Regions from separate parts of the Homo sapiens genome. Here all the other regions are linked to region 1. The links are chromatin loops, found by intact Hi-C in ENCODE. Cell type or tissue: mammary epithelial cell. All regions are shown on one strand.

Region 1 (2,500 bases):
GGAGGCATGAAGGATTCTCCTTCTCACCCACTACCCAAACCACTCAGCAACTGGGTCAAATCTGGGTCTAGGAGGGCAGTAGTAAGGTGACTAGAACAGGACTCTCCATCCAGGACCCTTCCTTTCCCCTCAACAAGCCTCACGCTGGTCCTGCATGAGGGGAGTCCTTACTGGCTTCCAGGGTGCCCTGGGCAGCCTGGGGGTCCCCACGCCTGCTGTCAGGGGTCAGACTCCAGAGTATCCTTACAACATCCTGGGGGCCATTCCACAGGGTTAATTTAAACCATTCCCACTAGTAAAAGACCAGAGTCAGGGTGTGTTTCAGACTAGGGGGAGGACTAAACACCAGGGTTCCACACTCTCCTCTCGAGGTCCCCCCTCAGGAGTTTGCCCATTCCAAACCCCCCCAGAAGCCAGATTCCCTGGTGTCCAGAAGTGGGGTTGGGGCGGGGGGCCGTTGGAGAAATCTCATGACCACAGGACTCCAGGGTCTGAGTCCAGGGCGTTTCCACCAGGAATGGGCAGCTGGACTTCTGGGTTCCCTCGCAGGAGATCCCCAAGTTCTCCAGCCACCCCTTTCTCTTGGTGGCTACACTCCTGGACCCCTGGCAGGAGGGCCTCTTGGCCCCAAACTTCCAGCTCAAGGATGTGGGGGGCGGGTCTGGGCTAACGCGCTTGGGGTTCTACACCCCGCGCCCCAAACTTCCCCTGAGCGCGGTTCCCGCGGGACTCACCCGCCGGTGCTCCGATGCTGCCAGGGTACGGGGTCCGCCGTTCCGCCTCCGTTGACGCGGGATCTGGCTGGGGCTGAAGTCGGGCTCTGGCGGGGCTCCGGCACTGCTCCGGCGCGGGGCGGGGCTGGGCCAGGTCCGCCCCTCGCCCCCCTCCCCCTCCGACTCAGGGAAACCTCCTCTCGCCTTAACCCTGCACATGCCGCAGCTGGAGCAGGGCGTGCCGATCTACGGTCATATGCAAACGGACAGATAAACGGACACTTGGACACTGGGCCTGACAGAATTTAGCGTCCGACCTCGGGCAAGAGTAGAAATGAGGCAGCGGCGAGCGACACAACACGTGTATGGCAAGGGGCAGTTCTGAGCCCGACCCAGCCTGGGTGCGCAGGCTGTGTCGAGCAGGCCAGCCGAACCCGAGGGCTTGAGGGGCCGGCGCCTGCCCACCTCCGCGGAGCTCCCAGGAGCCCAATTACAGGCTTCCCGGCGGCGCCCCCTGGAGGCCACTGGGGACATGGCCTGGGCCTCTGTCGTGTGGGGGCAGCCTGGGGCGCCCTTACCTGGGCATAAAGCAGGAATAGGTCTTACAGTGTACACTGAGGCTAGCGGGGGTGGAGGAACAGAAGGCACTGGCCCTTCTACAAACCTGGGTGGGGAGAATTCCTGGAAGGAGTGATACTGAGCAGAGAATGTGCTGGAAGAGTCAGAGGCCAGGGGACCTCCCAGTGGGTCACTCTGGCCTCATCCTGTAGGGCCTGAGAGACCTGGGCTACTCTGGGACCCAAGGCACATTATAACTATCAATTTTTAGTATCCTGAGCTTGCCTCTAACCAATTCTGGGGTCAAGCAAGAGCAAACTAGTGTGACAGGGGCCCACCTACCTCAGGCCCAGACCTTGGCCCTGCCTATCTTCTGAGCATTCAGAGTATTAGCTAAGTCTTCAAGCTGAGGGCCCATTTGTACAGGTCAGTGGTACCTGTGGGAAGAGGTCCTTGCAGTTGTCTGTGTCTGCTCACTGCCTTGTCCCCCTTTCATGGACAGTGCTTATCTTAGTTTCCCCCAAAGCAGACCTGGACAAAGATATACATGCATATAGTTAGTATGGGAGGTGAGGCCAAGAAACACCAGCAGTGGCAAGGAGACAAGGAAAGCAGCCAATAAAGGAAGTGTCATCAAGCAAGCTACCACTGTGGGCCATTGGGACCAAATCCTGCTGGGGATTCTGGGAGCCAGCGTAGAACATAGGCCTTACATCATTGCTGCCCCCAAGAACAAGGGGAGCTGAGATACTCATTCTCAAATCTCCATTAGTCATGGGTTGAGAGCTGTTTGGGGGCATTACCTATTAACTCCCTGGCCTCCCTCACATCTGGCCTTCCCAGAAGTCTATGGGTAGACCCTCCCGCATGACCGGAGAAGAGAGCCTTTGCTCTTTTCAGGGACTGTCAGTTGGATTCAGTCGGCCTGCACAGAAATGGTGGTGCCAAGGCTGGTTACAGACTGCACAGACCCTGACTTGAAGGCCTCAATCCTCCTTGTCCCACTTCACCTTGGACTTGCTCCTCAGTGCCCTCACTTGGGGCACTGTTTCCACCCTCTTGTGATTGCCAATAGGCTTCCAAGAGGCTCACACTGCTCTGCAGCCCCCTTCACATTTGCTACTGTTCCCTTTCCAAGCTCCCTCCTCCTCCTTTCCAGCAATTAAACACTTACAAGCCACTTGCCTTTAGATACCTCCCAACACCCCAAGTCTCTCTAGTCTCCCCTT
Region 2 (2,500 bases), 74 kb before region 1:
CCAGAACAAGTTTTTTTTTTTTTTTTTTTTTTTGACGGAGTCTCGCTCTGTCGTCCAGGCTGGAGTGCAGTGGCGCCATCTCAGCTCACTGCCACCTCCGCCTCCCAGATTCAAGCAGTTCTTCTGCCTCAGCCTCCCGAGTAGCTGGGACTACAGGCGCCCACCACCACACCCAGCTAATTTTTGTATTTTTAGTAGAGATGGGGTTTCACCATATTAGACAGGCCAGACTTGAACTCCTGACCTTGTGATCTGCCCGCCTCGGCCTCCCAAAGTGCTAGGATTACAAGTGGGAGCCACTGTGCCCGGCCCCAGAACAAGTTTCTAAACAGATGCATATGCCCTGTGTGTGGGATGCCCAGGTTGAAATCCAGCAGACAGTACAGTGCTTCTATGCAGACAGTTGGGGATTAATTTTTAGGCCACAAAAAGGCATTAATTTTTGTAAATTATGAGCAGTCCACCCCATGGCATTTGTGTAAGTTGATTTCAACTTGTTTATAAAATAAACACACAGACAAATGCAAACAAGTACAGATGCATAGTCATCAGCTCATCGTTTTGCTAGGAAACAGGTGGTTCTAGAGAAGTATTCACCCAAGGAGAACTGTATATTTACTCTCTTCTGTTTATAGGGCAAGGGCCATGGTTTCATCTAAATGTAAACCACTAATTGGTGGAGCACAGGATTTTATAAACCACAAACTATAAGTAAAATTGAGAATGGGGCTGGGCGTGGTGGCTCATGCCTGTAATCCCAGCACTTTGGGAGGCTGAGGCGGGCAGATCACGAGGTCAGGAGATGGAGACCATCCTGGCTAACACAGTGAAACCCCGTCTCTACTAAAAATTTTAAAAATTAGCCAGCCGTGGTGGCAGACGCCTGTAGTCCCAGCTACTTAGGAGGCTGAGGCAGGAGAATGGCGTGAACCCGGGAGGCGGAGCTTGCAGTGAGCCGAGATTGCGCCACTGCACTCCAGCCTGGGTGACAGAGCGAGACTCTGTCTCAAAAAAAAAAAAAAAATTGAGAATGATGCTGTGATTCACAACACAGCTCTCACTGAAACCAAGGCAGCAAGAAGAGCAGCAGGTACTACAGTATTTCTAACTCCTAAGGGGGCAGTCAGTGTCTATAGACAGCACAGGCAGCAATTTGAGACTCAAGGATGTTGCTGACTCACTTCAGGCAGTGAGATGAGAAACCTAGCAGAGCTACCTGCCCTGAGGCAACATGGTTACCAGGTGGGGGATTAGTGCCTCACAAAAGGCATCATGGGACCAGAGCATTGTCACATAGAGGTGGGCCTCACTACCCAGCTCAGTGTGCTCCACATCTCTTCAGGACTAACCCTATATACCCATCCTCTCATCTGAAACCCTGTGAGGAACCTCACCACTGGAAACCAGGCTGGGGTCAGAAAGTTCATGTTCATCATTCACCAGTGCCCTCTGCTGATACCTCAAACATGAGGCACTCACATGTCTTGGCCACAGTCTCCAAAGAATCCAAAATAGATTGGCTTCTTGAACTGAGATGGTCCTCAGACTTTTCCACAGACGTCTGCAACTAAGAAACCCAAAATTATGAAATAATTCACAGGCTATTGCCTTATTCTACTATCTTAGAGAATTGTCATTTCATGATAAATAGGGATAGTTAAAATATTGCTATTCTACATTAACTAAAGCCAATACAATATAAATATTAAACTTCTTAAAATATAAGATGTTCTAACTCCTTGAAAAGTATCTGTACTTACCCTGAGAATGCTTTCTCTAACATTAGAAACAAAGTTGTATAGAGTCTCACTAGAATAGGAGGGAAAAAAGAAAACAAATCTTTATGAAATATTGAAGTGATAAGTAACATAAATGATTCCATAAATATGGCAGATCTCTACCTAGCATAGCATCAAAACATTGCTTGATTAGATCTGAAGACTTGACCCTGAGAAACCTTAGTGCCCAGCAGGGAAAAAAAAAGAGAGTCCCAGCATCTTGGGAGGCTAAGGCAGGTGGATCACAAGGTCAGGAGTTCAAGACCAGCCTGGCCAAGACAGTGAAACCCCGTCTCTACTAAAAATACAAAAATTAGCCAGGCGTGGTGGTGGGCACCTGTAATTCCAGCTACTGGGGAGGCTGAGACAGGAGAATTCCTTGAACCTGGGAGGCGGAGGTTGCAGTGAGCCAAGATCATGCCACTGCACTCCAGCCTGGGAGACAGAGCGAGACTCCACCTCAAAATAAAATAAAAAGTTAAAAAAAAAAAAAAGAGAGAACACAGACTTCCTATGACCACTGCTAAGGCAAATCGCATTTTTCTTTTTAAAATCCATATTCATATACATATTTATATGTAAATATTAATATGAAAATATTCATTTCTAATGAAAAAGAAGCTATCACAGTTATTCCTCAACTATACATACTACTCTTTTTTTTTTTTTTTTTTTTTGAGACAGAGTCTCGCTCCGTCACCCAGGCTGGAGTGCAGTGGCAC
Region 3 (2,500 bases), 190 kb before region 1:
GACACACCAGGCGCTAATTCAAGGAATTTCTTAACTTCTTGCTTCTTTCTAGAAAGAGAAACAGTTGGTAACTTTTGTGAATTAGGCTGTAACTACTTTATAACTAACATGTCCTGCCTATTATCTGTCAGCTGCAAGGTACTCTGGTGAGTCACCACTTCAGGGCTTTACTCCGTAACAGATTTTGTTGGCATAGCTCTGGGGTGGGCAGTTTTTTGAAAATGGGCTCAACCAGAAAAGCCCAAGTTCATGCAGCTGTGGCAGAGTTACAGTTCTGTGGTTTCATGTTAGTTACCTTATAGTTACTGTGTAATTAGTGCCACTTAATGTATGTTACCAAAAATAAATATATCTACCCCAGACTAGATGTAGTATTTTTTGTATAATTGGATTTCCTAATACTGTCATCCTCAAAGAAAGTGTATTGGTTTTTTAAAAAAGAAAGTGTATTTGGAAATAAAGTCAGATGGAAAATTCATTTTTTAAATTCCCGTTTTGTCACTTTTTCTGATAAAAGATGGCCATATTACCCCTTTTCGGCCCCATGTATCTCAGTACCCCATGGAGCTGGGCTAAGTAAATAGGAATTGGTTTCACGCCTGAGGCAATTAGACACTTTGGAAGATGGCATAACCTGTCTCACCTGGACTTAAGCATCTGGCTCTAATTCACAGTGCTCTTTTCTCCTCACTGTATCCAGGTTCCCTCCCAGAGGAGCCACCAGTTCTCATGGGTGGCACTCAGTCTCTCTTCTCTCCAGCTGACTAAACTTTTTTTCTGTACCAGTTAATTTTTCCAACTACTAATAGAATAAAGGCAGTTTTCTAAACTTCCTGTATCCTGTTGTTTGTGTTGCTCTCTCCAGGGCTGGGGGTAGGAGGATGCAAGGACTTCCTGGCCTAGCTCACCCTGGAGAGGTTTGTTGAGTGCAAAGGACTAGCTTGTGCCCCACCTCCCACCCACCCAGCAGCTAATCTGGTCCCTCCCAACAACATGGAAATGATTACCCTGTACCGCATTCTGGTTCAGATTTGGGGGTAGGGTGAATGCAGCCTGAGGAGGCCAGGGAGGGAGGACTCCGGCAGCGTTTCCTTGGCCTCGGCGAGCTACTGGGCTCCACTTAAGGAGGCTGGGGCAGAGCTTCCAGGACTCTGCCCGGTTAGAAAACCCGCACGAGGGCGGTGCCGCTTTGGAGACAGGGAGGAGGGAGACCGGAAGCCTAGATCCCTCTGGCTGTCCCCTGCACTGCCGGTAACATGGCACAGGAGAGGAGGGCTGTTTGTGCACGGGCAGCTCCTGCAGCTGCTGCCGTCGCCCACCAGCCTCCTATGCCAAACCCCACATCCTAACTCAGGAACCTCTGAGAAAAAACGGAGCCCTCGAGGGCCCCAGCCCTTGGAAGGGTAACCTGGACCGCTGCCGCCTGGTTGCCTGGGCCAGACCAGACATGCCTGCTGCTCCTTCCGGCTTAGGAGGAGCACGCGTCCCGCTCGGGCGCACTCTCCAGCCTTTTCCTGGCTGAGGAGGGGCCGAGCCCTCCGGGTAGGGCGGGGGCCGGATGAGGCGGGACCCTCAGGCCCGGAAAACTGCCTGTGCCACGTGACCCGCCGCCGGCCAGTTAAAAGGAGGCGCCTGCTGGCCTCCCCTTACAGTGCTTGTTCGGGGCGCTCCGCTGGCTTCTTGGACAATTGCGCCATGTGTGCTGCTCGGCTAGCGGCGGCGGCGGCGGCGGCCCAGTCGGTGTATGCCTTCTCGGCGCGCCCGCTGGCCGGCGGGGAGCCTGTGAGCCTGGGCTCCCTGCGGGGCAAGGTACTACTTATCGAGAATGTGGCGTCCCTCTGAGGCACCACGGTCCGGGACTACACCCAGATGAACGAGCTGCAGCGGCGCCTCGGACCCCGGGGCCTGGTGGTGCTCGGCTTCCCGTGCAACCAGTTTGGGCATCAGGTGCGCCGGGCGGAGCGGGGCGGGGCGGGGGCGGACGTGCAGTAGTGGCTGGGGGCGCCGGCGGTGTGCTGGTGGGTGCCGTCGGCTCCATGCGCGGAGAGTCTGGCTACTCTCTCGTTTCCTTTCTGTTGCTCGTAGCTGCTGAAATTCCTCTCCGCCCTTGGGATTGCGCATGGAGGGCAAAATCCCGGTGACTCATAGAAAATCTCCCTTGTTTGTGGTTAGAACGTTTCTCTCCTCCTCTTGACCCCGGGTTCTAGCTGCCCTTCTCTCCTGTAGGAGAACGCCAAGAACGAAGAGATTCTGAATTCCCTCAAGTACGTCCGGCCTGGTGGTGGGTTCGAGCCCAACTTCATGCTCTTCGAGAAGTGCGAGGTGAACGGTGCGGGGGCGCACCCTCTCTTCGCCTTCCTGCGGGAGGCCCTGCCAGCTCCCAGCGACGACGCCACCGCGCTTATGACCGACCCCAAGCTCATCACCTGGTCTCCGGTGTGTCGCAACGATGTTGCCTGGAACTTTGAGAAGTTCCTGGTGGGCCCTGACGGTGTGCCCC

What was found. A loop is a pair of places that touch in the nucleus more often than their neighbours do. Peaks named below come from ENCODE experiments on the same cell type or tissue, not always from the same donor. Only the 100,000 strongest peaks of a DNase experiment are listed, where the experiment ranks them.
Region 2: it touches region 1 in a loop (4-fold over the local background); 5 of 110 quality-filtered maps call a loop at or near these places.
Region 3: a loop joins it to region 1, with 6 times the contacts of the local background. A loop is called at or near these places in 30 of 110 quality-filtered maps.

Annotation. Positions count from the first base shown.
Region 1 is chr3:49,169,920-49,172,419 of GRCh38, reverse strand. KLHDC8B (kelch domain containing 8B) reads right to left here and starts at 822. Exons shown (of 6, transcript NM_173546.3): 1 at 735-822. RefSeq lists silencers at 807-906, 1,127-1,296. In mammary epithelial cell, a CTCF peak has its summit at 1,231 (motif pointing left); DNase peaks (open chromatin) are centred at 949 and 1,189; H3K4me3 peaks cover 1,439 bases.
Region 2 is chr3:49,243,713-49,246,212 of GRCh38, reverse strand. It overlaps IHO1 (interactor of HORMAD1 1), which reads right to left. Exons shown (of 8, transcript NM_001135197.2): 5 at 1,761-1,809; 6 at 1,480-1,567. Among named protein-coding and RNA genes, the nearest start is that of MIR4271, 29 kb to the left of the region's middle. In mammary epithelial cell, a CTCF peak has its summit at 1,486 (motif pointing left); a DNase peak (open chromatin) is centred at 1,182.
Region 3 is chr3:49,357,474-49,359,973 of GRCh38, reverse strand. It overlaps GPX1 (glutathione peroxidase 1), which reads left to right and starts at 1,621. Exons shown (of 2, transcript NM_000581.4): 1 at 1,621-1,947; 2 at 2,227-2,500. The coding sequence starts at 1,696. It overlaps RHOA (ras homolog family member A), which reads left to right. Exons shown (of 5, transcript NM_001664.4): 5 at 1-829. RefSeq lists enhancers at 728-1,336, 1,099-1,428, 1,337-1,945 and a silencer at 1,589-1,648. In mammary epithelial cell, no CTCF peak of the experiment used is centred here; DNase peaks (open chromatin) are centred at 1,523 and 2,133; H3K4me3 peaks cover 1,506 bases; H3K27ac peaks cover 2,018 bases.